Linked DNA regions of Homo sapiens: region 1 is linked to region 2. A link is a loop called in an ENCODE intact Hi-C map of the cell type or tissue named here. Cell type or tissue: K562. All regions are shown on one strand. Links, peaks and the distances in the headings refer to the core of each region. The heading gives the core; the rest is flanking DNA.

Region 1 (15,928 bases), core at 4,433-12,432, 100 kb after region 2:
ATTGGAGAACCACTGAATCGAAGGCCAATAAAAAGGACAGTGCTGAAAGATTCTGGCTAGGGAACAGCTTAGAAATTCAGGGAACCTATGGGGATATGCTCTGATGATTCCAGGCTGTTATCTGACAAGTGTGTCAGGAGAAATCACCCAAAGTGGTAAAGTTCCACACAGCGTAAACCTTCAAGAGAATGGACTTTGACAGTCAACCTCATGTGGCCTGTATCCCTGAATTGTGGGTGTGACTGCACAGTTTGCTTAGACTAAACCTCCTTTGCCATTACTAAGTTCATGAAGAAAATGAAAGTCAAGATTCTTAACAGAAGAAGAGCTAAAGCTTGTAGTTCAAAGAAGAGAGATTCAAGAATTGCATAATGGACCCATGTTGATGGGTACAGAGAGCTGGAGCAGGGGGCAAATCTCATAGATCTTGGGGCAAACAATATACAAGAGGAAAGGAGCATAGTGTGTCCCAGGCTGGAGAGAGGAGGTGATGGTAACATCAGGCTTACCAAGGGTTGGAGGTGTAGAATGGGAAGACTGCAGGAAAACCTAGGGACTATCTAGTCCTAGTCATTTGTGCTGTGGACAGAGCTCTGAGTTATTAAAGAATTTTTCCAAAGTCACACAGCCAGAGAGTTGCTGAGCCAGAACTATAACGCCATGCTCTTACCCTCATTCCAGGCTATCTGTGCCAAGTAGAAAGAGCAGTGGTAACTCTGGCAGTGCAATATTAGTCATTTAAATAAAATATAAAATTAATATCCCTGGAGCCTAAATTCTAAATAGATTTTTTATCTATAAGAGACAAGAAGAAAGGCTAAAATTTTTAGATATACACAGGTCTGGGAATTAAAAATGGGCAGCTTTCCAAAAAGTTAGATATTATAATAGATATTAAGCATTTTCCTTTTGCCCATTCATTCTTTTTTTTTTTTTTTTTTTTTTTTTTGAGACAGAGTCTCACTCTGTCACCCAGGCTGGAGTGTAGTGGTGTGATCTTGGCTCACTGCAACCTCTGCCTCCCAGGTTCAAGTGATTCTCCTGCCTCAGCCTCTCAAGTAGTTGGGATTACAGACATGCACCACCATGCCAGGCTCATTTTTTTGTATTTTCAGTAGAGACAGGGTTTCACCATGTTGGCCAGGCTGGTCTCGAACTCCTGACCTCAAGTCATCAGCTCGCCTCGGCCTCCCAAAGTGCTGGGATTACAGGCATCAGCCACCACGCCTAGCCTCATTCATAAATATTTATATGAACTTTTGGTTCTAGGCAAGAACAAGTAAGCACACTCAGCCATATCTCTCCTGGTAACTACAATTAAAAACTCTGGATCAACACACATAATCCAACTATCAAAAGGCTCTGAAAAGTGGATGAAAGCAGTCAGAGTGGGTAAGGATAACTGGACTCCAAGCATGATTTGGTGGTGATTTCTCTAAAGACATTTTTCTTGTGTCTTTGTGTCTTTTTTTTTTTTTGACCTCTCATAGATTTTGTTCTGGGTACTGAAGCAGCCTGAAATCTGGACACAGACAGAAATAAGCCCTTAGGAAGCCAGAGTCTCTGGAAAGGGAGGACCCCATCGGTCTAAATCCTTTTGTCTTTATCGGCCCTACTCCAGGCAAACACCAGCAAAGAATTGGTTCCCCCTGCTACTCTCACTGGTAGCTGAGGTGGTCCCTGAGGGGCAGAGTCCTGTTGAGTCTCTCTGCCCTACACCAGGCAAATGCCAGCAAGAGGCAGAGCTTCTTCCCTTCCTCACCAGTACAGCAGACCCTATAGGTAGGATAATGCCTCAGCTTTCTAGCCAGACATCAGGAAGGGGAAACCCTAAAGGCCAGAGACTGCAGGATAGAGTGGGGAATTATGAAGAAGGTGCTGGAGAAAAGGATCCTTTAAAGCTGTGTATAAGAAAGTGTTGAGCTTACTCCTGAACTGAGCATGTGTGAAGCTGAGCGGAATTAGCACAGTAAGGACTTTAAGCGCTGAACTATGGAGTAGACCATTGCCCAGGTTTCAGACGGGCAGCTGGGTGATGTATAGGCAGAGTGGACCAGAACATCACTGTAAATGCTTTAGAAAGTTGGCCAGGTTGTGAGTCTAAACCTGAGTTGCCCGACTGATTTTAAAAACAAGTCAATGCTTTTCAGAAGATTTAAATAGGACTCAGGGTTTTATCACATTACATTCAAAATGTCCTAGATACAACCCCAAATTATTTGATATGCAAAGGACTATGAAAACTTAAACAAGTGTCAAGAGAAAGGGCAATCAACAGAAGCCAGCATGGAGCTACTTAAACATTGAAATAGTCAGATAAAGACTTTAAAGGAGCTATTATAATTATGCATTAATAAGCAAAGTAAATATTTTTTAAATAAATGGAAAGAAGTTCTCAGCAAAGAAATAAAAGCTATATAAAAGAACAAAATGGAAATTTTAGAATTGAAAAATTCACTGAAGAGACTCAATAGCAAATTGGAGATATCATCAAATTATACCTCACACCATATACAAAACTTGACTCAAAATGGATCATAGAATGAAATGTAAAACTATAAAACTCATCAAAGGAAATATTTTAAAAATTTTGGGTTAAGCAAAGAGTCTTTAGATATAAGAAGACAATCCATAAAAGAAATATGGCAAAATTTGACTTCGTAGGAATAAAAAAGCCTTTATTACTCTACAAAATATACTGTTTTTTGTTTTGTTTTGTTTTGTTTTGTTTTTGAGACGGAGTCTCGCTCTCGCACAGACTGGAGTGCAGTGGCACTATCTCTGCTCACTGCAAGCTCTGCCTCCCGGGTTCACGCCATTCTCCTGCCTCAGCCTCCAGACCAGCTGGGACTACAGGCGCCCACCACCACTTTTTTGTATTTTAGTAGAGACAGGGTTTCACTGTGTTAGCAAGGATGGTCTCGATCTCCTGACCTCGTGATCCACCCGCCTTGGCCTCCCAAAGTGCTGGGATTACAGGAGTGAGCCACCGCGTCCGGCCTCAAAATTAATTTACTGTTAAAGCAATAAAAAGACAGGTTATAAGCAAGGAGAAAATATTTATAATCACATATCAAATGAAGGACTTGTATCCAGAATATATAAAGAACTCAAAATTCAGTGATTAGAAGCAACCTATTTTAAAATAGCCAAAAGATTTTGACAGACACTTCACCAAAGAAGATATATGGATAGCAAATATAATGCTTAAGATTAATAAAATTAATAAGATGAATGAAAAGATGCTTAAATATAATCAATTAGTGAAATGCAAATTAAATGACAATTTTAAGTGCTGGTGAGAATGTAAATCAACAAAAACTCTTCTATACTGCTGACAGGAAAGTGAAATGGTACAGCCATTCTGGAAAATTGCTTGGGAGTTTTTTATAAAGTTTGATGTACATTTACCAGATGACCCAGCAATCCCACTTTTAGGTATTTATCCTAGAGAAATAAAAACATGTTTACACAAAAATCTGTGCACAAGTGTTTATAGCAGCATTATTCATAATCACCAAAACACAGGAAACAACCAAATTAGCATTAATGTCTGAATGGATAAACAAACCGTGTTCCATTTATGCAAGGGAATACAACTTAGCAATAAAAATGATTAATTACAAATACAGACAATAACATAGGTGAATCTCAAATGCATTATGCTGAGTGAAATCTCAGTATCTAAATGTTACAGATTTATTCCATTTAGGAATCATTTTGGAAAAGGCAAAAGCAGACAGATCTGTGGTTTCCAGGAGTTAGGAATACAGAAAGGGTTTAACTAAAAAAAGGCAGCTGGAGGGAAATCTTTGGGATATTCAAATTGTTCTCTATCCTGACTGTGATGCTGGCTATAGGAATCTATGCATGTGTGAAAATTTATAGACGTGTACATAAAAAAGTGAATTTCACTCTTTGTAATTTTTATAACTAAAGAAATGATTAGGCCGGGCACACTGGCTCATGCCTGTAATCCCAGCACTTTGGGAGGCCGAGGCGGCTGGATCATCTGAGGTCAGAAGTTCGAGACCAGCCTGGCCAACATGGTGAAACCCCGACTCTACTAAAAATACAAAACTTAGCTGTAAGTGGTGGCGGGTGCCTGTAATCCCAGCTACTCGAGAGGCTGAGGCAGAAGAATCACTTGAACCTGGGAAGTGGAGGTTGCAGTGAGCTGAGATCATGCCACTGCACTTCAGCCTAGGAAACAGAGTGAGACTGTCTCAAGAGAAAAAAAAAATGTTTACAGTGTTCCTATTATGTACCATAAACTCTAAAAATAAAAAGATGATTTAATGCTTGAAAGGGGATTTAAACTCTGTAATGTAAAAATGTAACTTTTAAGATTTCCTTGAGTCTAATTTTCATTTCCAAATGGCCTCTCTTTCTAACAGATTTATTCTAAGACTTTCTATATCTGCTGGCAAGGGAAAAGAAGGATGTTACTTGTGATGCTAATGGGAGTAAGAAGTAGGTGAGGACTCTAGAAAAGGTGTTTGATTGGAACATTTAAAAATATCTCTTTCACCCAAGGTTGGTGCTGAGAACTAACTTGACATCACTGAGCAGATGCTCTGTGAGTAGATACAGCTGGGTCGACACACCATCCTGCCCCAGAGCAACAGGGGCAGAGTTTCCTAATCCTGCAGTTGCTGACCACCCTGCATATTAAGTAAAAATAATATTCTTTTTTTTTTTTTTTTGGAGACAGAGTCTCGCTCTGTCACCCAGGCTGGAGTGCAGTGGCACCATCTCAGCTCACTGCAGCCTCTGCCTCCCAGGTTCAAGTGATTCTCATGCCTCAGCCTCCATGGTAGCTGGTATTACAGGCACCTGCCACCACACCAGACTAATTTTTGTATTTTTAGTAGAGATGAGGTTTCACCATGTTGGCCAAGCTGGTCTCGAACTCCTGACCTCAGGTGATCAGCCCGCCTCAGCCTCCCAAAGTGCTCGGATTACAGGCATGAGCCACTGCACCTGGCCAAGATTCTTTATGTCTAGAATGACCAAAAGGGGACAGATTGGTGGTACTGACCAGCTGTAAGAGAATAGATGGATATAAAATAACTGAGTAATAACGAATTTATGGAACTTAATACCCTAGTATACATTCCTTTCTATCAAAGGTGCTCAGACTCCAGGGCAGAACTCCATGAAGAAAAGTTTCCTACGTGGAAACCCAGGTGGGGCCAGGTGGGCTGAAAACAGAATGTCTTGCTTTCACTTAGAGTCAGACCAACTCATTCACCAAGAAAAATTCGCTTGGAAAATACAGGTGTGCTGTCCAAACAACGCACAAACAGTCCCTTCCCTCCCAAAACGAGGGGAAGCAAAGTCCCAAATGACCAAAGAGATTAACACTGCTGTAATTATTTTCATTTCAAAAAGGGCTCACTTAAAATATTTACTTCGGCAGTTCCTTCAAGTGTGGACCACCTCTGGGGCATTTAGATTTCCTTCATAAATCATTAATCACTGAGTCAGGGCTTGCAGAGAGGGAGAGTTATGGAGTTCTTGCCAATTGAAGATCAATAGAAGTAAAGGTAAATCATCTTGGAAATGATGATGTGAGCCAATGGGGGAGATGTGATTGTGATTTACGCCCAGTGCTTCAGGAAATGCGTCTTTAGAAAGAAGGGAGCCGTCCCTAGAGTGTGGAGGTGGGAGACTGCTCTTCCCAAAGCCGACTGGGGGTGCCACAGAGAATTGGGAATGTGCCCATGTGTCCTCTCTCCACTGGAAAGGCCTGAGACTGGACATGGCAGGTACCAGGGAAACTCAATCCATCCTGCCTTCTGGGCTGCACTTGCTCATTACAAAAGGCTGCAATTTCATTTCAGATAGGCAGTGTAAAACCTGTTGTCATATTTTATGAGATGATGTTAACTCTGCTATGAAATTATACCCTGAGAATACCCCAGAGCCAGCTCAGTACATATAAATAGCCATTTATCAGATGCAACCCATAATCTTCCCGCTGCTGTGACCCATTCTGTAATTTTCCCTCAGCTGACAAGCTACAAATGAAGAGTGTACTTAGATTTCAGTTATGAGGTTTAAAATATGGATGTGGATATAAAAAGCTAAGTCCTTCAAGAAGAAACCAGGGAATTTTCCCATTAAATTCTGAGGACTTTCGTCCATCTCCTTTATAATCATGTAAGAATCCCATGATCCCTGCATTGACCTCCCACACAATCTTTTATCCACTGATTCCCTGTCGTGCCTCTGTCACGTGCTTTCCTAACTGGCCCATTGCCCCTTTATGTGTCATCCCTCTCCCATCACCAACACAGGCACTTCTTTTCTACATGCTTATAAAACATGTGTGTAAGCTGAGAACCACATTATGTTTGTGGACATGATGATGTGAGCTTTAACCACTGAAACTTTTTTTTTTTTTTTCACAAAAAACATGTCATGAACTATTACTATGTGCCAAACACTACATAGTACACATCTTACACATATACTTTCATTTTATATACATTTGGCCCTCTGTATCTGCGGGATGGATGTCCGAGGATTCAACCAACCTCAAAAAGAAAATATTCAGAAAAATATATAAAAAATACAATATCACGATAAAAAATAATACAAATTTTAAAATCTAGTATAACAACTATTTGCATAGCATTCACATTCTATTAGATATTATAAGTAATCTAGAGATGATTTAAAGTACACAGAAGGATTTATGTAGGTTACATGCAAATACTACCATGTTTGATATCAGGGACTTGAGCGTTCTCAGATTTTAGTATCCACAGGTTGTCCTGGAACCTATCCCCCCGCAAATACTGAGGGACAACTGTTTGAAGAAACTGTGGTTCACAACAAACTAAGATCATGAGCAGTTAACAGTTTGAACCAGGATTTGAATCTAGACTATTAGTTTCCTGTGGTTGCTGTAACAAATAATCAAAAACTGGGTGGCTTATAAAAACAGGGGTGTATTCTCTCACAGCTCTGGAGGCCAGAGGTCCAAAATCAAGGTGTTGGCAGGGCTGCACTCCTTCCAGAGTCTCTAGGGGAGAATCCATTCCTTGCCTCTCCCAGCTTCTGGTGATTGTTAACATCTTTCAGCCTGTGGCCACGTCTCTCTCTGCTCTGTCTTCTCTGTGTGTGTGTGTCTCTCTCAAAACTCCCTTTACCTCAGTCCCATGAGGACACATGCTACACTGTATTTAGGGTCCATCTGGATAATCCAAGGTAAGTGCCTTCTTTCAAGATATTTTACTTAATCACATTTATTTGCCATGTAAGGTAGCATTCACAAGTTCCAGGGATTTGAAGTGGATATCTTTTGGGGAGCTGTTTTTCAGCCTACAACAGCCTCTAAAGCCATCAAAGTCCCAATGGGTCCCCATCACCAATCATGCATAAGAAATCTTTAGACTGTGGGGAACTAGAGGTAGGGGCTGCCTAATTCGTGAAATGCAAGTTGCACCTTTGCCAATCTCCACTTACATGAAGTTTCCAGGGACCGAAAATTCACAAATTCATTTTGTTTAAATCACGAAAAAAACCAAGATACTTGAATATAATAATAATCACCTTAATACAGGTCAGTTTACCAGATTAACCCTAGTCACTCACAGCCCTGCAGAAGCAAGACAAAGACAAGCCAAGTCTGATGGACAAGATGAGCTATTCACACTTTTTTCAGGTACGTTATGCTGACATAAACAATGGCTTTGAAATGCCCCTTGAGCTATTTTTTTTTTTTTTTTTTTTTTGAGGCTTTATCTGCTAGCCACTGGAACATCTGGATGAAAAAATGCAGTACTTAATTATATGTAAGTTTTATTGATGTAACAACTTTGATATGCTTGATTATTCACAGAAGTTATGCAGTGATCTCTTTATATGTTGAAATTGTTTGCCCAATTGGCACTTCTTGACCCATTTGTTTGTTGTCTCCATGACCTCATGGCTGGGAACTCTCCAAAATATTCTGTTTCTTCCTGGAAAGACCTTTTCATAACCTTTTAAAAATGTTTATTTTAAAAGGAATTTTATGTCAAGATTAAAAAAATTTTTTTGAAAGAATAATAAAACCCACCCATAATCCCACCTGCCTAGCAAACAAGAGTTTTCATGAGTAGCGTCTTCTAACCTTAATGAACATCACAGTGCTACTCCATCAACACTTGAGACTGTATGCAAAAGAAAAACAGGAACTATTTGGTTTTCAGTTGTGAGGCATAGAACTATTACATGATTTGACTAAAGCATGTAGGCACCCCCACAACAGTCTTATGAATAAATAGACACTCATCATGCCCCAGTACCTGAACATGTTAACAGATGTTATAAAATCAGTAGGCAATAGCCTGGCAAATTCAAAATTACTGGAAATTTTCATTGTGATTCATTGGTGGACCAGTGCTAGAACTTTATCATAAGCAATCAGACTAGGTCCTTGTGGAGATTTTGGATTTTCCCATGCAAAATGCTCGTTTTTGGTTTCTCATCAACTTTCCAGCCATCTCTTTCTACCATCTGTTGAGCCCAAGGAATGCACACTTTCTTTTAGAACCACTAGTAAATACTAGGGAAACACTAACATGGAATATAGCTCAAATCCAAATGATTTTTTTTGGTTCTGTTTTTTTTTTTTGTTGTTTGTTTGTTTGTTTTTGAGATGGAGTCTTGCTCTGTTGCCCAGGCTGGAGTGCAGTGGCATGATCTCAGCTCACGGCAACCTCTGCTTGCCGGGTTCAGGCAATTCTCCTCCCTCAGCCTCCCGAGTAGCTGGGACTACAGGTGTGTGCCACCATGCCTGGCTAATTTTTTGTATTTTTGGTAGAGGCGGGGTTTCACCATGCTGGCCAGGCTGGTCTCGAAATTCTGACCTCATGATCCGCCCGCCTCGGCCTCCCAAAGTGCTGAGATTACAGGCGTGAGCCACTGTGCCCGGCCCCAAATGATTGTTTAATACTTTATTAAGGATTGTCTTGAGAACATGAATGAAGATAATGATGAGTTAACTGCAGGGAAAAAAATGTAAGGTTGGTGAAATCTGCTTAGTTGATCCTAATATTTCATCCTTTCTATTTCCTGAAATACAACCCCCACCATACACTCCTGTGGTACTCTCATGGTACACTTGGCTGTCACAAAGAAGACTGGCAGCTCACAACTTAAATTGGTTGTGAAGACTTCAAAGAGGAACTCCCCCCAGGACTCTCTGGGGAGCCAGGAGGGGGCACTCAAGGGATGATTCATGAATGGTAGCGTTGGATCCTATGACAAAAGAAGTGGTTTTATAAGATTGGGATAGGGGTAGCTGCTTTCCTTGGTACCTCAACCCTCAAATCACACTATAGAGGTGACTCCTTCCTTTGTTTAAGTAAAAACTAGATCTCCTTGTTGGAATCACTGTGCTTGTGTGTGTGTGTGTGTGTCTGTGTGTGTGTGTGCATATGTGTGTGTGTGTGCATGTAAGTGCATGTGTATGCAGGCCGAAAAAAAGAGGCTGAGGTCAGGCGCAGTGGCTCATGCCTGTAATCCCAGCACTTTGGGAGGCCTAGGTGGGAGGATTGCTGAGCCCAGGAGTTCGAGACCAGCCTGGGCAACATAACGGGACCCCATCTCAAAAAATAAAAGTAAAAGAAGCTGAAAAGCAGAATATAAGTAAATCCATAAATAATTGTACTGAAGGAAATTACCATCAAATAAGTCTTGTAGTAAATACAATTAAAAGAAAGTTGCTTTATTTCCCTGTTTTTATTCGTGAAGCTGAGCAAGACAGAATGTTTAATGGAAAATAGACTGGACTAAACAGGCAACAATTTCCCTGTAGGTCAGAGAAGCCTGTTTCTCCTTAAGTCTCCTAACACCTCTTATACCTCTCTCTACTTCTTTCAGATATTTGAAGTTCTTTGTACTACAAATATCTGTTAAGAAAGGAAAGAACACTTAATGATTATGATTTATTTGTGTCTCTATTATAGCAACTGTTGATTTACCCCCTGTATTAGTTGTCTCTGGGTCAGACAACCCCTCTCTATTAATAAACTTCTTGAGGTCAGATAGCATTCTTTCTCATTTTTCAGTCTCTCACAGCACACAGTGCTCCTCCTTTCATGTGGCAGGTACTCAGTAAATGTTTCTTGATTTATGAATAGTATCCCTTTAAATACTTGAAGGCTGCTATCAGTTTTCCCCAAGCCTCTTCAGGCTAAAAATTCCAAATTCTCCACTGCTCGGTGTACAATAAACACCCTTCTTTTAACACCTTGTGCATGTCAGAGGACTGCCCCCAACCCTGGCACTTTGGTCCCCTAGACAGAGTTAAATGATCAACGTGAGGTTGTTTTATCCAGCCCCGTATTCCTTGACCGCCCCAATTACCTCAGCACCTGGGGACTCAAGAAAGCTGGTGGAGACCAAAAATCCTGTGCTTTCACAGGAACTTTGGTTAATCAGGTCTCTCTCACCCTATCCTTGTGGAGACTAAATGTTTAAAACTGAATTCAGAGCTTCACATTTATTTCTGTTAAAATTCATTTTGTGATAGTTTCATCCCCGTTCTCCAAACTGTAATGACCTTTCTGTATTGCAATTATCTCACTAGGTATCAATCCCAGCTATGTGACATCTGAAAATGGTCCAACAAGCACTACACACGTCCAGGTAAAAGAATATGAAAAAGTATTAGGCAAGAGAGGATAAAGTATTAGGCTGGAACACGTAAAACTACCATTTTTATAGGTCAAAAGTGCTCACATATCACCAGTATTTAATGCTGCAGCCTAAGGTATTGTTCCAGGACTTCCAAAATGGCAGGGAGGCTTCACTTGAACTTCTCTTCCTGCGACTGCTTAAACGAGTGCTACTGTGCCTCACTGCAGCCTGTGCAGACTGCATTTCCTCCTGTTGTCATGAAAGGCATGTTGATGCTCATTATCCATTGCTTTGCTGAAAGCCTCTCAGAGTCAAGGGGAAGAGCAAAAGCTCCAGAGCCAGCCTGCCTGTTGAGCTCTGGCTCTGTTACACTGGCTGTGTGACCTCTGGCAAGTTCATTGACTCCCCTGTGCCTCTGTTTTCTCATCTGGAAATAGAGATAATGGTAGTACTGTTGCTGAATTTTACTCCTTAGTTCAGCTAAAACCTGGCTTCTTGTCACACAACCAGGAAAACTTAGGCACGTGGACACATCAAAGGGTGTGTAGAGCAGGATTGTATTGGGTGAAAGGTGAAAAATGAAAAAGAGGCCAGGCGCAGTGGCTCACGACTGTAACCCCAACACTTTGGGAGGCCTAGACGGGCGGATCACTTGAGGTAAGGAATTCGAGACTAGCCTGCCCAACATGGCGAAACCCCGTCTCTACTAAAAATACAAAAAATTAGCCGGGCATGGTGGCAGGCGCCTGTAATCCCAGCTACTTGGGAGGCTGAGGCAGGAGAATCGCTTGAACCCAGGAGGCGGAGGTTGCAGTGAGCTGAGATCACGCCACTGCACTCCAGCCCGGGTGACAAGAACGAAACTCCATCTCAAAAAAAAAAAGAAAAGAAAAAAAAGATCTCAGCAATGTGTGATGGACCCCTGCTAACAGGCCCTCTACCTCACTGATTGATTCCCAGGTCACCGCAGGAGCTGAAGAGAGCAGGCTCTTCCCATGCATAATGTGTGAATTTCCTGTGGCTCCACCCACTTCCCCCAGTGCACACGCCAGGGTCTAGTCAGCTGTGTGCATGCACAGACAAGCCCTGGGCATCTAGCCCTCATCTGCACAAAAGCATCTGATGTAAACACTTTTGAAGCCGGTCAGAGATTCTCTGGGACTCCTTTTTATCTGCCTAGGATTTGACTGTCTCAGGACCTGCCTCACAGGATTCTTTGAGGCCTGAAGAAATGGAGTGCTTGGAGACACGCTGGCAGGTGGTGCTCAGTATATTATTAGTATAACATTTTTCCCTGGAAAATCAGGCTGAGTGCAGGGCTTTTCACTCCTTTATTCCATCAAGTATTCATAAACTACCTAATTTAATTAAATCAACCCAGAATTTTCCCGGGTATCAGCATCAAGCTCACAGGGTGGCAGATTCTGAAATATGTATTTCCCCACGTTAAAAATAAGCACACTGGTCCTTCTCTCAGCTTTCAGGCAGGTTCTTGTGCCCTTTCACCCAAGGTTGAGGTAAGGGTTTCCCAATCACATCTGCACATTTTTCATCCAGCAGCAGATTTGAGCCCATGAAAAACAAGGAGGGGGCTCTTAGTATTTATTCAACTAGTTAGTGCTCAAATTCTTTCCTAGCCAATATGATGGTATCCATTATCATTAGAAAATCATTTTCCTTGATAGAGAAAATTAAAAAAAATTATGAAATGAATTGTTCTGCCTTCTTTGTGCTGCTGTTAACACTAAATTGACAAATGGCCATATGCTTCCTTGTCTTTCCAGCACCAAGCATAGCTAAAAAGCTTTTTCAATTGTCGTTGGCATGCTTCACAAAACCTTGCCTAGTTCTGACCTTTACCATGCAGGAATAATACCTACTTGTGTCATTCTGTGTTAGCCCTCAGCTCAGTGTTCTTCATTCACCTACGCAGATCCTTTAAATACCTGAGATCATCTGGGAGCTCCCTCTATGGACACACTGTTTCCCATTTTTCTCTCTTATCACGATAATTTATGACTAAAGAGTTAGAATTTCTGTTTAGAACCTGCCATTCCTCTTAAGTCACTCGGTCTTTTTGAAATCAGACTACATGGTCACAGCTATTTTTTCTCCAAACTTTTTTGAATTCTATTTTCTTAAAACCTAAATTAGATGTTAGCACTTCAACAAACATTTTCTTCCTATACTATAATATGATGGTCCCTTGTATATGACATTGCTGTCAATTTCTCATCTTTCTTCCCAGTTCCTCAGTTTTGGTCAGTGGAGAGCAAACTGGTCAGTGGAGAGTAACTGTCCTTCATTGCATCTTTCAACTTCTGAGAGATTGAATCACTGGCAAGGAAAGTCAAGAATTTATTAAATATCATGGGGCTTTTTGAAGGCAGGCAGAATGAGACTCCTATTAATCATTTTAAGTAAGCTTTTTAAAAGTTATAATATATGTACAGAAAAGGTCCGAAATCATAAGTGTAGAGCTAGAGCTCAATCTATTTACTTAGTTATTTATTTATTTTTGCAACAAGGTCTCACTGTCATCCAGGCTGGAGTGCAGTGATGCCATCTTGACTCACTTCAGCTTCAACCTCCCGAGCTCAAGTGATCCTCCCACCTCAACCTCCTGAGTAGCTGAGACTACAGGTGCGCTCCACCTTGCCTGTCAAATTTTTGTATATTTTTTGTAGAGATGGGTTTCACCATGTTGCCCAGGCTGATCTCCAACTCCTGGCCTCAAGCGATTCACCCATCTTGACCTCCCAGAGTGCTGGAGTTACAGGCACGAGCCACTGCATCCTGCAAGCTCAGTGAATTTCTGTGAAGTGAACACACACATCTAACTACCTAATTACAAAACCTATCAGCTCCACGGAAACTTTCCTCTTGCCTCATAAATTAGTTTTAATGGAATTATAATCTGTACTGGGAAGGTAACAATTACCATAATAGGAGTAACCATTTCTTGAGAACTTAACTATGTGCCAAGCACTGTGCTAAACAATTTATATGTATATAAGCTCCACAGCTCTGTGAGGTGGGTCTCGTTATTTTCCCCATTTTAAAGATAAGAAACTGAAGCTGGGAGGAAATAGGGGGATACTGGTTAACGTCAGAGACCATAAGTCTGTGAGATCTATTGCAGAGCAGGGTGACTACAGCTAACAATATATTGTTTATTTCAAACTTGCTAAGAGAATAAATTTCAAATGTCTCACCATGAAAAATAATGTCAGGTAATAGATATGTTAATTAGATTGATTTAATCATCCCACATTGTATATCAAAACATCACATTATACCCCATAAACATATACAATTATCTTTCTATTAAAATAATATTAATTTTAAAATAATAAATTAAAAAACACAAAGAAATCACTCTCACAAAAAGGCTCTGGCTGTTGAATGGTATATAGTGGCTGCCTCAGCTACTGGGAACATGAAAATTGTTTCCCACGATCCAGTAAATTTTATAAAAGCCATAATATGTAACAATAACAGAATGGGAGCAAGAAAATTGTTTCTACATATATTATGAGACAGGAATGAACACTAGTTTTCAACCGGAAATGTCCATGACTCAGAATGTCCTGTTTCCTGGGAGTTCTAGCTAACTTAAATGTTACTGTGATCATTTGTACTTGCTGACCACATAGTGTGACGTGGCATAAGGGGGTGTTCAATAGATCTTGCTTGAAAGCTGAAAAGAACACGAAACTGAAGCCTAGAGAGGTTAGATTACTTGCCCAACATCACTAGCTGGAATTCAAACTCAGGTCTAGCTAATTCCGGAGACTGCATTCTTAACCATTATAATAGACACATGGTCCACAGCTTCCACTTGGCTGGCCAGGCCGTAGATCAGGGCTTCTCAACTTCCACACTATTGACATTTGGGGCTGAAAGTTTCTTTGGGGCTGTCTTCTGCATTTTAGGACGTTTATCAGCCTTCCTAGCGTCAACCCACTAGATGCCAGAAGCATCTTCATCTCCAACCAGTCATGATGTCAGAGGTGCTTGAGCCAGAGCGACTCCATCTTGAATAGGGGCTGGGTGAAATAAGGCTGAGACCTGCTGGGGTGCATTCCCAGTAGGTTAGGCATTCTTAGTCACAGCATGAGATAGGAGGTTGGCACAAAATACAGGTCATAAGGACCTTGCTGATAAAAACAGCAAGAAAGAAGCTGGCAAAAACTCACCAAAACCAAGATCCCAAAGAAAGTGACTGCTGGTCATTCTCATTGCTCATTATATGCTAATTCTAATACATTAGCATGTTAAAAGACACTTTCATCAGCACCATGACAGTTTACAAACATCATGGCAACATCCAGAGTTACCCTATATGGTCTAAAAAGGGGAGGAACCCCCAGTTCTGGGAATTGCCCACCACTTTCCTGAAAAACTCATGAATAATCCACCCCTTGCTTAGCATACAATAAAGAAGAAACTGTAAGTATACTCAGTTGAGCAGCCCATGCTGCTGCTCTGCCTATAGAGTAGCCATTTTTTTTTTTTTTGAAATGGAGTCTTGCTCTGTTGCCCAGGCTGGAGTGCAGTGGTGTGATCTTGGCTCACCGCAACCTCTGTTTCCTGGGTTAAAGCGATTCTCCTGCCTCGGCCTCCCAAGTAGCTGGGATTACAGGCGTGCGCCACTGCGGCCAGCTAATTTTCATATTTTTAGTAGAGACAGGGTTTCACCATGTTGGCCAGGCTGGTCTCGAACTCCTGACCTCAGGTGATCCACCCGCCTCGGCCTCCCAAAGTGCTGGGATTACAGGCGTGAGTCACAGCGCCCAGTCTGCCATTCTTTTATTCCTTTACTTTCTTAATAAACCTTGCTTTCACTTCACTCTGTGGACTCGCCCTGAATTCTTTCTTGTGCAAGGTCCAATAACCCTCTCTTGGGGTCTGGATCAGGACCCCTTTCTGGTAACAATGATAACCAAAAACATCTCCAGACATTGCCACATGTTTCATGAGGGGTACAACTGCCCCTAGTTGAGAAGCGCTAGTATAGACAGTCCCATACTTTCACGCCTCCCTTCTCCCTCCTCATTCATTAGCTGAGTCCATCCTCAGTCAAATGGATACTAAGATAGGTGTGCACCTTTCTGACAGCCGGTGCTATTCCAAAACCCTAGGATTCATCAGTTTCTTTTGAACTCCTGCCCTGCAGTGACAAGCTTCACTGCTTGGGTTGTATTTAACAAGCTGAATTAAAAGTTCTGCTTCATTTCATCATCCAAATACATTCATGGCCGTGCAGTCTTCTGTAGCCACAGATATC
Region 2 (15,928 bases), core at 2,505-10,504:
CATTGGCTGGACTCATGCCAGTAATCCCAGCACTTTGGGAGGCCGAGGCAGGCAGATCACAAGGTCAGGAGATCGAGACCATCCTGGCTAACACAGAGAAACCCCATCTCTAATAAAAATACAAAAATTAGCTGGGCGTGGTGGCAGGCGCCTGTAGTCCCAGCTGCTGGGGAGGCTGAGGCAGGAGAATGGCGTGAACCCGGGAGGCGGAGCTTGCAGTGAGCCGAGATTGCGCCACTGCACTCCAGCCTGGGTGACAGAGCAAGACTCCGTCTCAAAAAAAAAAAAAAAAAAATCTATCTACATTATGACACCAGATCAATCTCCCTGAAACTCCTCATGAAACTCTTCCAGTCAAAACGTATTAATGGATAAATGATAAGTTTTCTAGCATTCCAGATCCTCCACCACATGGTCCAGGTGCTAACTAATCTGCATTCAAGCTTCCTCTACCAGCCTATTCAATTCCCCTAACATGACTTATTCACTGTGTGGTGTGAAAGCAGTGGAATCTGTTATCCAAGTCTGAACCTCAGCTCTAATTAAACCTTGAGCAAATCCAAACCTCTCTGTTTCGTTTTCTTCCAGTTAAGACCAGACGCTAATGGTACATCTTTATCCAAGTCATTAATATCATATTAACCCATCTTCAGTGTCAAGTGGGATTCCTCCATAGTCAACAGTGAATTGCATAGCACTGTACAAATAGCATATATTAGTGCTTCCCAAATTTAATGTGACTCCCTAAGTCTGGGGTGGGGGTAAGAGTCTGCATTTCCAATAAGCTGCAACAACCAACAACCATACTCTGTGTAGCAAGGGCATAAGTTATTCCCTCTTCCACACTTATTCCAGTTTTATGTTTTTCTACCTGAAATGACCTTCCCATTTCTCCCTAAATCCAAGCTTCAAAGTTCAGCTCAAGCTCAGATATCTCTCTGACGGCTTCAACAAATCACTCTAGACCACACCGTCTCCCTTCTTAATTTCCAAAGCATTAGTTGGCTGTATTATTTACGGGGGAAATATTGCTTTGTATCATTATATAATGTGTAGATAATAGTTCAACTCTAATTTTCAATGATTTGTCACCTCCTGAAGGAAAGAAACCCTAATTTATACTGCTATTTCCCTCTAAAGAACCCAACACACTGCTATATACATAAAAGTCTATCTCATATATATATCAAATATGTATAGTCTATCAAATACATTTTTTAACTAACTCCTTGCATAATGGTATAACCAAAAAAAAAGATGAAAAAAAAACTAGTAACTCTGTTAGCTAATTTTTGCTCCAATCACTAATTAAGACTAGGCCAGGTGTGGTGGCTCATGCCTATAATCCCAGCATTTTAGGGAGCCAAGGCAGGAGGATCACTTGAGTCCAGGAGTTCAAGACCAGCCTGGGCAACATAGTGAGACTCCACCTCGATTTAAAAATAAATTTAAAAAAAATTCTGAACAAAGTATTTAATCGCATCTGTTTCTCTCTCTTTTTTTTTTTTTTTTTTGAGATGGAGTCTCGCTCTGTCACGCAGGCTGGAGTACAGTGGCGCGATCTCAGCTCACTGTAACCTCTGCCTCCCGGGTTCAAGCAATTCTCTGCCTCAGCCTCCCGAGTAGCTGGGATTACAGGCACCCGCCACCACACCCAGCTAATTTTTGTATTTTTAGTAGAGACAGGGTTTCACCATCTTGGCCAGGCTGGTCTTGAACTCCTGACATTGTGATCCACCTGTCTCGGCCTGCCAAAGTGCTGGGATTACAGGCATGAGCCACCGCGCCCGGCCTTCTCTCTCTTTTTCAAGTAAAATGGTAACACCACCAGCTGACCATCCCTTCTTCTTCAATGGTTTAATTTTAAAAAAAAAACAAAATTGTAACAAGCACCAAAACTTTGCAACACATTATATTATGCACCTCAGATGATAAAATGGATAAAAAGTAGTCTTTTCCTTCAAGGCACATGCATTCAAATGAGGACAACAAACAGTCATATGTCATGCATCACTCAACAACTGGGAAACGTTCTGAGAAATGTGTCCTTAGGCGAGTCCATCATTGTGCAAACGTCAGAGTGCACTTACACAAACCTAGATCTATAACCTCCCATACACCTAGGCTATATGGCATAGCCTATTCCTCCTAGGCTACAAATCTGTAAGGCATGTTACTATACTGAATATTGTTGGTAACTACAACACAATGGTGAGTATCTGTATTTCTAAACATACCTAACATAGAAAATATACAATAAAAGATTTTTTAAATGGTACACCTGTAAAGGACACTTACCATGAACGGAGCCTGCGGGACTGGAAGTTGCCCTGCGTGAGTCACTGAATGAGGAGTGAATGGATGTGAAGGCCTAGGACACTACAGTAGACTTTGTAAACAATGTACAGTTAGGCTAAATTTATTTTTTTAATTATTTCTCCAATAATAATTAAACTTACTGTAGCTTTTCTACTTTTTAAACTTAAAATGTTTTAACTCTTTGACTCTTTTGTAGTAACAGAGCTAAAAACACAAACACATTATATAGCTGTACAAAAATATTTTCTTTCTTTATATCCTTATTCTATAAGCTTTTTTCTATTTTTAAAAATTTTTTGAACTTATTTGTTAAAACCTAAGACACACACACATTAGCCTAGACCTACACAGAGTCAGGATCAATACCACTGTCTCTGCCTCCACATCTTGTCCCAATGGAAGGTCTTCAGGAAAACAACATCCTGAAGACATGGAACCCTCATCTCCTATCACACCATGCCTTCTTCTGGACTGTCTCCCGAAGAATCTGCCTGAGGCTGGTTTACAGTTAACTTTTTTTTGCAAGTAGAAGGAGTACACTCTAAAATAACAATTAAAAATATAGCACAGGAAATACTAGGCAATAGGAATTTTTCAGCTCCATTATGATCTTATGGGCCCAGTGTCGCATATGTGATTATTGACAGAAACATTGTTATGTGGGGCATGACTGTATATCCAAAGCTGTAAATACAAGGTGGATTGTGATGAATGCTATATTAGCCATACTGGGAATGAAGTTCATGAGAGCACAAAGAATGGAGATGTGAATTCCACCTAGGAGAATCAGGAAAAGGTTGTTAATATGATACTTGAGCAGGTAGTAAAGGCTGCTAAGGAGTTAATGAAAACAAAACTCAGGAAAAGAAATTATTTGGTAAAGCAATAGCCCAATCAGAGTCAGGAAAGTAAAGAATATATCTTTACATAACTGGGAAGAATTATATGGCTAGCTCAGCTTTTCCCTAACTTCAGTCATCTGAGTACCCCTTGCTAGTTTTCACATGCCCATTTTCTGTCTGCTAGTATTTACTCAATAGTCTTCTTTAAAATCAATTCAAATGTTTTAATTTTAGTAAATTAACATAAAATAGAATTTTATATCAATTCAGACATCACTTGGCAGGTGGAACTACAAAAATATGCACAATGTTAGAATGCCAAGTGTTAGCTAGTATGTTTTTATTTAAGGTGGGCCACAGGAGACATTTTCAGGCTAGATTTGGGAGAGGGGTGAAAGTGAAAGAGCAGCTGTTTTTGCATTTTATGCCCAGGTTGGGGCAGGTGCCTTAGTGCCTCACATAGCTTACCACTTATGTGCTGGTCCACCTCATTGGCGTGGCACAGTCACGAGGCTGCAACCACTCCACCTTCCCATGGATCCTCCTTCAGCTGCTCTGACTCCTTGCCCAGGTACATGTTTAATTCTATGATGAAAGGCAGCCACTTCATCAAGGTTGGAGGCAGGGAGAATGACACAGATTCCAGTCACTTCTGATGGGCTCCAGATCATATCTTCCCTTCTCGACTGCCTGTCCTGCAGACTTCAAGCTCCAACATCACACACGAAGACAACAGCCTTACAGGGCCTGCTGAACGAGCTCCCGCAACAGTATACAGTCAAATCTCCATAATGAATGATGCATCGATTATACATATATAATCTTACATAAACACACATACACACACATGTGCGCGTGCACACACACACACACATCTCCATCCTAGGGGTCCTGCTTCTCCAGTAGAACTATGACTGACACAACATTAAACAAATAAGGCAAAATATCTGCATTTATTAAATCTGGAAGCAAGTACATGTGCGTTTGTCATATTACTCTCTGTATTTTTCCATCAGAAATGTCTCATAATTTTAAAAGAAGTTTTAAAAGAAAATGAATAAATACAATAAAACAGAATAATATTAAGTTCCAACTAGATAATGTTTTCTACTGAAGCTCCTCTAATTCTTTCATGCTAGCTCATTCCCTTTGTTAAAACAGAAATATTTGGAAATGTTTTTAGAAGTGCTAACACCAAATGAGACTTTCTCCTTAGATAAACACAACTAAAGAAGGCTCCAGAAGGGCATAACTCTATCACTTATTAAGAGTTAATGCTATTTAATACAATTTCCATATATCTACCATGCAGGCTATTCTGCAGAGAATGCAGAAAGAGATAGGATTAGAAATAACTGATGGATTACATAGAATCAAAAACAAAAGTGAAAAGATATCCCTAGCAAGAGGGCAGAAACATGTCTTCCTCTTGGACATGTTCCCTAACAGAGAAGGTATTTAAGATAGGTGAGGATGAAAAAAACTTTTGAAGTAAAAGGAAACGATGTTTAGAAAATTTACACCAGCTAACCTCTATTTTATCCATGAAGTTGGGACAAAAAGCATCTAGGTAGAACTATATGAATGGAATCAGGAGAAGTCTGGGCTTGAGAAGACTGATAAACAATCAACTGGCAAGAAGTAAAGGTCAGAACAGAAGAAAGAACCAATACCATGGGCTGCGTGGGTTTGTGAACTTGAAAAAGAGGAAGCATAACATATGCAACACAAGAGAACTGAATAGCAAATTATACTATGGCCATATATTGAAATACCATGCTACAGCCACTAAAAAATATGTAGTTGTTCCTTTACATGCATAGCAACGCATTCACAACATTGCTGAGAGACAAAATGCAGTTATGATACACATTTCTGCAAAAAAGATGGATATACAATATTTATATAATAAAGAGTCTGGAAGGCTATACACCAAAATGTGAGCATGCTTTACTTTAGGGTGGTAGAATCACTAGTGATTTGTATTAATTTCTATATTTTCTCTTTTTTCTACAATCACCATATGCCATTTGTTGAGTACTATATGATGTCCCATGAAGGCAGATATCAATTTGCATGAGTGTTTGGTCAAAGAAGTCAGAGAGGAGAGTCCCGAGCTGTGTGCATCTTTGGATTTGAGAGTCTTTTTCTTCTAAGGCAACCTCTAATTGTGGTTATGAACCAAGCTGGTATTCTGAAACCTAGGGTCAACACTGCCCCAAGGCCAATTAATTGTTGGGCATTGGGAAACTCTGAGAAATCCTAAACTTGCAAAACAAATTAAACTTTCGTGATCCAGCCATTTCCAAGTGCACAGTAGAGACTGATGGGTCATTTGCCTAATAACAATTGCCTAATAATGCCATCTTGCAGCAGAGTAGCACAACATTCAAGCCTAGTGTTCTTTCTGCCATATTCACATTGCCTGTCCTCGTGACTTTAATGACTATTTTTGTGCTATCTTGGAAGATAATACCTTCACTGTCAAGGCACAAGTCAAACAGCCAGGGATGGCCTTGGAAGGCATTCGGCTGGGGGTTTGGGTGCTGCAGAGGTATCAGTCTAGTTGCTTTCCATGGAATGTCCTAATTCTTGAGACATCCAGGCTCAAAGGAGCTCCTTAACCCTTCTGGAGGCCTCCTGTATCTCTACAGCCTCCCTGGAGGAAAATCTGTCTAATAGATCAACAACTTTATCTGCTTTACACTAGGGGGCAGTGTCTGTCTATGGACAACAACAGTTTTCCTGAGGGTGTGGGGGCCAGTGTGGGTTTGGTTTCTTTGACCAAACCACTGTGTTTGTCTCTTTGCCCCACCCACCTAAACTGGTGAAAGGCAAAAGTTCCCAGATCACCATAAACCCTCAGGAGACCCAACCTCCAGGCCACTGTGTGAGGGCTAATTGAAATAAAATTTGACAGTAGGAGCTGCATAAAACTTGCTCAAACTGACAGAGAGCCCTGGTAAATGGCCACATGTTTTGGACTCATGAAAGGGTCTTAGTAAGACCATAGGTTCTCATCATGGCTGAAGCCTCAGTGATGGTGAGAACATCCTGGGGATGACAGTTAGTCTTTTATAACTGAACAAGAGCTTCACTAATGCTTATGGTGTGAACTTCATCACTTGCTTATGCCAGGGAGGTTAGAAGAACCAGCTATGATCTCAGCCATATCTCATCAGACCTAAGAATTTCCTGTGGAGGGACATGGTGCCACGTATAAGCAGATAGGGAAGGTAAGCTGTGATAGCATTCTACATGAAGTTTAACAAAACAGGCTGAATAAAACTCACTCTACCCCACCCTCCTGTGTTTAAAGGACCACAATTCACAGCCATAATTGATCAAAGGAATATTGATTTTTAAAAAAGAATGAACCATTATTCTCATACAGCAAACTATAGTATTCTCTCTTAGATATGCATATCTTCTTCCCTTTACCATCTTTTCACTTAAAAATATTTAATATGGAAAAGCAAAAAATAAGATTCATGAAACTACTATCACAATTAACAAATGATAACAGATGCAATCTCCTTTGTACCCTCCCCTAAGCCCACCCCTTCCCTTCCTTCCCAAGAGGCAACCAATCTCATGAATTGGGTGTGGATCTTTCTACTCCATGTTCTTATATTTCTATACTGTTTATATATATTTATGAAACAAATATAGCATTGGTTTGTGTGTTTTTAAAATTTGTATTAAGAATATGTGTCACATAGTATACACTGTTCTGCTTTTTTTTCACTTAACATTGTGTTTTAGAAATTCCTCCATATAGTCATATATAGATCTAGTTCATTTATTTCAGACGTTGTATTCTATTAAATTTATACCACATCTTATCCAGTCTTGTTTTGAAAGTCAGGTGGTTCTAACTTTTGTTATAATAGACAGTGTTGCAGTAAACATCTTACACATATCTCCCTATGCACGTGCTCAAGGGACAATGTGGGATGTGTACCTAGGAGTTCAATGCTAGGTTTTAATTCTACTAGATGGTGCCAAATTGTTCTCTAAATGGGGTATAGTTTCTATTTATCATTTCATCACACTTGTACTGTTAGATTGTTTAATGTTTGCTAATATAGCAAGTGTGAAATGGTATTTCATATCCATTTTAATATGCCTGTCCCAGATGACCACTGAAGTTAAAACATCTTTTCGTGTGTTGACTATTACAGTTTCCTCTTCTGCAATCATTCTACTTTCTAAAATGCTGAGAAAAGCTATTTATTGCATGGATAATATTAATGCACTGGTCATTCCAGGATCTAAAAAATAAGGTTATTAAGTATATATATATACTTAATATATATATAAAAATAATGCATTCCTGAACACCAGAATCTAAGATGAGATTCATAGCACAGCATCACAATTTTGCTGGTGAATGCTTGTTATAGATTACATGTTCCTGATAGTAAATGGGGGCTTTAAATTCTGTGCAAATTATAATATAATGTACGATTCATGATTTTGAGGAAAATGACAAAGCAGGAGCCTCTGGCTTAGAACAAAGAAGTAACGTCCATTTTCATTGCATGTCTAAAGGAATCAAGAAACAATGAATTGTATTCCAACCCTCCTCCTCCAGAGAGCCTAGACAACAAGCAAACACATACACAAACACAAAATAGTGACGATGGCAGCAACTCGGAATCACCATCAGAAGAGAAACAGTAATATGCTAAATAGAATTATTCCTATTTAAATATCGCAGATAGCTCTGATCCTAGGGAGAGCAAGTACATTTTGATGGTAAGAATGTTTCTAACTGTAAAGCTTATTGTTTATTCATAAGTCAACCATTTTTACATAGGCAATCTTTTTCCCTTCACTTTTTGTTTATGTACATTAATACCACATATCACCATTTTCAGGGCATTTGCATCTTACGCTGAGGAAAAATCTGCAAAATCTGCATCTGTTCTTTAGTTATCTCAAAGTTGAATGCTATTGAGATTCCAAAAATTGTGTTTGCAAGGAGTATGAGGGCAAGTCTCCTAGCCAAAGGAAACTGGATAGTGAAGTAACTTTTGATGATCTACATGATGGTACCAATAATTCAAGAAAACAGTTAACCAAAAACCCTTTAGAATTGGCTTTGCTATGTGGTTTTGTCCTCTTAGTTTGAACATAGATGTGTTTGGGGTAAAGGGAAAATCATTTTTAAAAATAATAATAATGGTCCCAGAAGAAGGAAAATGTTAAAAGGCCTGTAAAATTTCCACCTCTGTCCTTCTGGTTTTGTGCCTCTCAGCTGGGGTTAATCATTATCAAATCGCAGATGGGGAGAAGGCTCCCACTGAAGCAGAGGCTCCCTCTCTCTGGCCTTGTTGCTGTGTTGTTGGTCTGCCCCTTCCTTGGGCAATGGTACGAAAACTCCTTTGATTTTAAAAGCAGAAAAACCCCCTTTCATTTAAGGCAACTGTGTAAAAAGGGCTTCTTACTCTGCTGGGGGAAGCAAAACCTCATCCCCAAGAATGATGAAATCACCTGTGATACAACTGAGCAATGGGACTCCACAGTACTCCCACTCCACAGACCAGCTGCCGTAATACAAAACATCTCCAACAACAGACTTGGTAGAGAGGTCTTTGGGGATATCCACTCTCATACCCAGGGTAGCTCTGGGTGGCTCTACAACCCCCTGGATCATGTATCTCAATGGGGTAACTGAGTCCTTAAAAACACGTAGCATGTGAAGGATTCACTTTTGCCTAGGCTGGCATCTCCTCCACTGGTATAAGCACAGCTACAGGGCATCTTCCCACCCACATCTATAAGATAAACAATCAGTCACTCATCCCCAACACTCTAAGACCTGGTCCTTGTACCGCAAATACTGACCATAAATCATCCAAGGTTTAGTGAACGGTCATAGGCATGGGCTTGGAACTTTTTGATAGCAAACTCTAACTAACTGGGTCAACCATAAATAAAAGTAAGTTAGAGAAACTTAACAGGTCCTAAACCGAGAACACTGGCCTTTTTAGAACCTCACTCTACTGAAGACAAACTTACTCCAAGTTAGTGGATACTTGGCTAGGCAAATAAGAAAATGATAACAGGAAGTGAAGGGTAGGGATAGAGGGATGGGGAGCTGGGATTGTTCAAGAAAGGATGTATGTTCCTGGAATTCATGGCTGGAACAGAAAAAAAGGGTTTTCTCAAAGAAACTGTTATAAATAAAGATCAGGCATCATGGTTGCAATTCTTCTTTCTCGGTATTAAATACTCTTATCATTTAGCTTGAACGTTTTTTCTCCCTGGGGAAAGCTTGTTTAAAGCTAAAACAACGAGCTTAAAAGAACTTCAGAATACCACATATTCGTGAGCTGAGAACTGTTCGGCTAGAAAAAGAACTGACTCCATCATTTGAACCGTTTCTGGCTGATGATGAAATCAACTGAACTTCCAAACATTTTAATCAATAAGTCAACCCCTACCTTCCCCCATCTTCCTGTTGAGCCACTGTCTTATGCAAGCTTTAAGCAACTTGTGGACTGGTGGCTATATCCATGACCACTCTGTACTTCCTGCAGAATAACTATCATCACATGCTAACTAAATTACTTAACTGTCTGCCTGCCCCACCCGCAGCCACTGGAATGCAAGCTCCTGAGGGCAGTCAATGATTTGTCCACCATGGCATCCCTATGTTCAGCACATCCTAGCCCGTATTAAACCTGATGACTGAAGGAAAGAGTAAAATGGCTGGCTCACAGCAAATACTAAGAAAGGATTTGTGAATGAAATGCCTCTGGCATATTGAGAGAAGCGACTAATGTCAAATGAGCCATTTAAGTTGGTGAAGGACTAATCCTTGCCTGGCGCAGTTAATCTGTAGTGACCTTTCGCATATGGAATCGATATTTTGAGGCTGGGGTGTACAAGTAGGTTCTGAGAATTCTTTATAATGAAGAAGTGATTCCATTTGATAACCACACATGGTAGATGGCACTATTCGGCTCACGGGAGTCTCAGCCCAAGGCTGGCGCAGGGCCGAATGAGCCAGCAGAACTTAAACCAGAGGGAAATAAATCCTATGCTTTGAAAGCCCCTAGAAGAGTAAGCCCCCTCAAGCCCAGGAAAAGAGGCAGAGGACACCCGGCGCAGAGGGAGGCGATCCTAGACACAACCTTTTGTCTGCAGATTATCAAGACTGTGTCCTAGATTCCAAGGTGACAGTGCCACAGGTAGGGTAACAATTCCCTTCATATTTGCAGCGTGTTATAGGCAACAGCGTAGGGCAGGTAACACAATTTTGCATCCCTCCTTAACCAGCATAGCGGCTGAGAAACCTCCCCCAACACGCTCCTTCCACCACTCAAGGTGGCGGGGTGGAGGGCCCAGCAGAACCCAAGAGGCTCTGAGGCCGGCCGGCGACCTTGACGCTGCCGGCCGGGCCCAGGCCACCGCGCGGCGCCTCGCCCCTGCCCCACCCCGACGCTCGCCACACCTCGGTGTTTGCAGAGCCTCGGCCTCGGCCCCGGCCCCGGCGGTCTGGGAGCGGACGCCTAGCCCTGCGCCGGGCGGCCCTGAAGAGGGAAATGCGGCTGCGGGGCCGCGGGGACTTACCTGCAGCAGCACGGCCAGCAGGAAGCACAAGTACATCTGGTAGATGCCCATCTCCCCCACCGCCTGGAACGCCTCCTCCACCTCCATGGCGGGCCGCGCGCAGGAACCCCGCCACCCCACCGCCCTCTCAGGCGCTGCCCTCCCGCCCAGCGCGGCAACCCCTGGGCGCCCGGCACCGGCTTGGACCCGCCGGGGCGGGGATGGAAGCGCTGGCGGCGGGGCCGGGGCGGGCCGGGCCGGGGCGGGGCGCCTGCGCGGGCGGCGGGGCTGTCAGGCTCGAGAGGTGGACGCCGGGCGGGGAGCGGGGAGCGCAGCCGGGCTACGCGGGGCGAGGGGCGAGGAGGGCGTTCGAGATCCGGGGCTGGATGCCCTGGACCCGGGCCTCTGGACTTCCTGTTTAAAAAAAAAATGGTGTTTTGGTGTACGTTTTGTTTTGAGAGGGACCGCTGTCTGCGCCTTAAAGTGAGGAAAGAGGAAGTGGGCCGGGCTGAGGGCCTGAGAAGAAACATCGGGACCGCGTCCGCGTGTGACCCAGGGCTCTGCCTACAGGGGACCCGCAGCTGGCGGGCGGCCTGGCGGCTCTCAGCAATGCCTGTCGTTTTGCCCAAACCAGTTTAATGCGGGGGCTTGGGGAGCCCTAGAGCCTTCAGAGAAAAGTGCTGTCTGTGCAGCATTTCTTTCCAGTCCTATTCTGTGCTAGCCATGGGTTAAGTACACTGGTAGGCAAGCAAATTCTTGTAAAACCGTCGGATACATTTGCTTATAGAAGTATGCACGAGGTACAAAGGAAGTGCAAAAGACGAAGGGGCAGGATGTGATGGCTGCCAAGGTATTTAAAGGATAAACGGCAGTTTGTCAGGTGGAAATTAAAAAAAAAAAGCGTGGCAGGGCCAAGGGACGCTGGACACCTGCGTTAGTCCCCTCATGCCTCCACCTCCTAACCTCATTTGCCTTTTTGTTTATTATGTGTTGTCTTTTTAACAGCTGCATAGTATTCCATTGTCTAGACCATGACTTCTAGTTTAACATTGAATAGAAATGGCGACCAGCTAGTGTCCTTGACCTGCCAGTATCCTTCTTATGCTTCCAAAATTTTCCGTTAATTGTGATGTCTGTTGCAGCGTATTGGTAGCTAGGCTTTACTGGTCAGCTGCTTTCTTTTTTTAGCAATTAAATGAATGCTCACTGTAATTGAATTTATCAGTGGGTTGGAAACTGTAAACTCTATAAACTCTTAAGATTTTTTTCTCTCTCTTACTTAAGGAAACGTTTTCTGTATAAGTACTATTAATAGTTTAAAAAGTTTCCTTCTTTGGCTGTTTCCTACGAATCCTCATTATTAATAAATGCTGAAGTTTAATAAGTGCTTTTTGCATTTATTGACATGATCCTATTGTTTTTCTTCTTGAATCTGATAATCGGGTACATTATGGTAATAGTTTTTTTGATATTGAACTTTACTGGAATAAATCCTATTAATACTTGCTCACGATATTGCTATTTATTGCCAAATTTAATTTGCTAGTGTTTTGTCTAGGGACTTTACATCTGTGACTAGCGAACTAGGCCTATAATTTTCTTTTCTTCCTGATGCTTATGTCTAGATTTGGCAGTAAGATTTTATAGTGCTTTCATAACATGAGTGTGAGTGTTTGGTAAAACTCTCCTGCAACCATCTAGACTTAGCTTGTTTTGCAGGGGGAGCCTCTTTATTACAGATTTATAGATAATGGGTAAAGATAAATAGGTGTGTATAACTAGATATATTCGTATGTCTTTGCATTTCTTCTTGAACCACTTTTTTTCTAGAAATGTTTCTATTTTATCTAGTTTAGAAATTGTTTTTGGAATAAACTAGTTCATATTGTTTTCTTGGGATTTTTAAAAATAAGGGTCTAACTGTTTATGTCCCATTTTTCATTCTGAATAGTGTTCATCTTTATTGTTCCAATCTTATCAGTCTTGCCAGAGGTTTGTCTACTTTATTATTTTTTAAAAAGTTTTGTGAATTTTTTTATTTCATTGATTATATGAATTCTTTCCTTTTTTTTTTTTTACTTTTGTTACTTTGTAATTCTTTTACTAGCCACATGACTTGAAGTTTAGCTTCTTTGCTTTTAATATTTCTTTTTGAAGAATAATTATGTGTGGCTGGGCTCAGTGGCTCACGCCTGTAATCCCAGCACTTTGGGAGGCCAAAGCTGGTGGATCACCTGAGGTTAGGAGTTCAAGTCCAGCCTGGCAAACATGGTGAAACTCCGTCTCTACTAAAAATACAAAAATTAGCCGGACGTGGTGGCACAGGCCTATAGTCCCAGCTACTCAGGAGGCTGAGGCAGGAGAATCACTTGAACCTGGGAGAAGGAGGTTGCAGTGAGCTGAGATTGTGCCATTACACTCCAACCTGGGCAACAGAGCAAGACTCTGTCTCAGAAATAAATAAATAAATAAAATAATTATATTTAAGGTTGTACTTACCTTTCTATAGGACTTTGCTCCATCCGACAAGTTTTGTCATGTGGTACTTTTGTTGTCTTTACTTTTAAATATTTCATGACATTGTCATTTCTTCTTTAACCAATGAGCTATTTTTAGTGCATTTTTTGTTTCCAATTAAAGGTTGCTATTTTTTTTACCATCTTTTTAGTGTTGTTTATAATTTATATGCTTTGTAGACAGAGATTATATTAAATCTTGGAAATTGTTTTAATTTTTTGTGACCTAATATGTGATTTTTCTCTTTTTATTCTTTTTTTTTTTTTTTTGACAGTATCTTTCTCTGTCACCCAGGCTGCAGTGCAGTGGCTTGATCACATCTCACTGCAGCCTTAATCTCCCCAGCTCAGGTGATCCTTCCACCTCAGCCTCCCAGGTAGGTAGAACTATAGGCAGACACCACCATGGCTCATTTTTATTTTTTGTAGAAATGGGGTTTTGCCATGTTGCACAAGTTGATCTCAAACTCCTGACCTCAAGTGATCCACCCGCCTCAGCCTCTCAGAGTGCTGGGATTACAGGTGTAAGTCACCATGCCCAGCCCGTAGCCTTTTTTTTTTTTCAATGTTCCACGTGTATTGAAATAACATATATTCTCCACTTGTTGTGTGCAAGATTCTCTAACTATTAATCAAACTTGTTGATCTAATTTTATTTAAGTAGTCTATATTATTACTTAATTTTTCTGTGCTGAATGTATCAGTTTTTAATATATCAAAATTTTCCAAAATTAATATCATTTTTGAGTTTATCAAGTTCTCTTTTTGTCTCTGTGTGCTCATAAAGGTACTAGTTGAATCTTTTTTATCGTGATGAAATAGCTCTTTTTAGTGCTTTTGGTCTTTTTTACTTTGTCTCATATCAATATTGTTGCATCACCTTTTCTGTTGTTTGTATTTTCCTTGTAATCTTTTTATTCTTATATAGTCTTTTTATGTTCATCCTGTAAGTTTCTTTCTGCTTAAGGCATATGTCTTAGTCTATTTTGGCTCCTATAACAAAATACCTTAGACTGGGTAATTCATAAACAACAGAAATTTATTGCTCACAGTTCTGGAGGCTGGGCAGTCTAAAATCAAGGCACCGGTAGATTTGGTGTCTGATGAAGGACTGCTTTCTGCTTCAAAGATGTCACCTTCTTGTCGCATCTTTACAGTAGGAGGACAAGAGAGCTCTCCAGAGTCTTTTATGGGAGCATTAATCCCATTCATGAGGATGGAGCCCTCATGATTTAATCACTTCTCAAGGGCCCTACTTTTTAATACTATCACATTTGGTATTAGGTTCCAACACTAATTTAGGGGGACACTGCTGTCATTTGAATGTTTCCCCTCCAAAATTCAGATGTTCTCAATGCAAGAGTATTGGGAGGTGTGCAGTGACCCTAGCCAGTGAGAAGTGAAGTGGGGACTGCTGCTAGCAAAGCAACCAGACAGGGTTTCCCTGTTGGGTTTTAGACTTACTTAGGACCTGTTACCCCTTTCTTCTTTCCTATTTCTCCCTTTTGGAATAGCAGTGTCTATCCTATGCCTGTACACTATTGTTTTGATAGCACATAACTTGTTTGATTTCACAAGTTTACAGCTGGGGAGGAATTTGCCTCAGGATGAACCATGCATTGGTTCCCATATCTCTGGACTTTAGACTTTATAAAGTTGATGCTGGAATGAGCTAAGATTTTAGGGGCTATTGACATGAAATAAATGTATTTTTGTGTGAGAAGGACATGAATTTGGGTGAGGGGGCAGGGGCAGAATGCTATGGTTTGAATATGTTTCCCTCCAGAATTCAGACATTTCCAATGCAACAGTATTGGGAAGTGTGGCCTTTGGGAAGTAAATTACTCATGAGGGTTCTGCCCTCATAAATGGGATTAGGTGCCCTTATAAAATGGCATGACAAGGGAATTTGTCCCGTTTGCCCTTCCACCTTCTGCCATGTGAGGATATAATGTTCCTCCTCTTTGGACAGTGCAGCCCTCACCAGACAACAAACCTGCTAGCACCTTAATCTTAGGCTTCCCAGCCTCTAGAACTGTAATAAACAAATTTATTTTCTTTATAAATGACCAAGTCAGTGATATTCGGTCAGAGTAGCACAGATAGACTAAGACAGACACTAACATTCAGACCATAGCAGCATGTTTATGAAAGGAGGACTTCTTTTTTCCATCCAGGTTGATAGTGTCTATCTTTTATTTATTTTATTTATTTATTTTTATTTTATTTATTTATTTATTTAATTTATTTATTTATTTATTTATTTATTTATTTATTTTTTGAGACCGAGTCTCACTCTGTCACCAGGCTGGAGTGCAGTGGCACGATCTCGGCTTACTGCAACCTCCAACTCCCTGGTTCAAGTGATTCTCCTGCCTCAGCCTCCTGAGTAGCTGGAATTACTGGCACACGCCACCACGCTCAGCTAACGTTTGTATTTTTAATAGAGACGGGGTTTCACCATGTTGGCCAGGATGGTCTCAATCTCCTGACCTCATGATCCACCTGCCTTGGCCTCCCAAAGTGCTAGGATTAGAGGCGTGAGCCACCACGCCCGGCCATCTTTGTCTTGTAATAGATGAGTTAAATCCGTTTGTATTTATTGGGAGCGGTATATCAGAAATTATTTCTACCAACTTATTTTGTTTTCTGTTTATCATCTTCTTTTTCCTTTATGGCCAACTGTTA

The links. Hi-C counts contacts between places; a loop is a spot of excess contacts. Peaks named below come from ENCODE experiments on the same cell type or tissue, not always from the same donor. Only the 100,000 strongest peaks of a DNase experiment are listed, where the experiment ranks them.
Region 1: a loop joins it to region 2, with 2.0 times the contacts of the local background. A loop is called at or near these places in 2 of 110 quality-filtered maps.

Annotation. Positions count from the first base shown.
Region 1 is chr1:115,873,451-115,889,378 of GRCh38, reverse strand. No RefSeq gene overlaps it. Among named protein-coding and RNA genes, the nearest start is that of LINC01649, 38 kb to the left of the region's middle. RefSeq lists an enhancer at 8,939-9,478. In K562, for the core only: a CTCF peak has its summit at 9,208 (motif pointing right); no DNase peak of the experiment used is centred there; H3K27me3 peaks cover 1,414 bases.
Region 2 is chr1:115,971,532-115,987,459 of GRCh38, reverse strand. It overlaps SLC22A15 (solute carrier family 22 member 15), which reads right to left and starts at 10,947. Exons shown (of 12, transcript NM_018420.3): 1 at 10,746-10,947. The coding sequence starts at 10,832. LOC101928977 (a long non-coding RNA gene) reads left to right here and starts at 10,184. Exons shown (of 5, transcript NR_125970.1): 1 at 10,184-10,363. RefSeq lists silencers at 10,561-10,810, 10,871-11,100. In K562, for the core only: a CTCF peak has its summit at 5,881 (motif pointing right); a DNase peak (open chromatin) is centred at 5,889; H3K4me3 peaks cover 189 bases; H3K27me3 peaks cover 984 bases.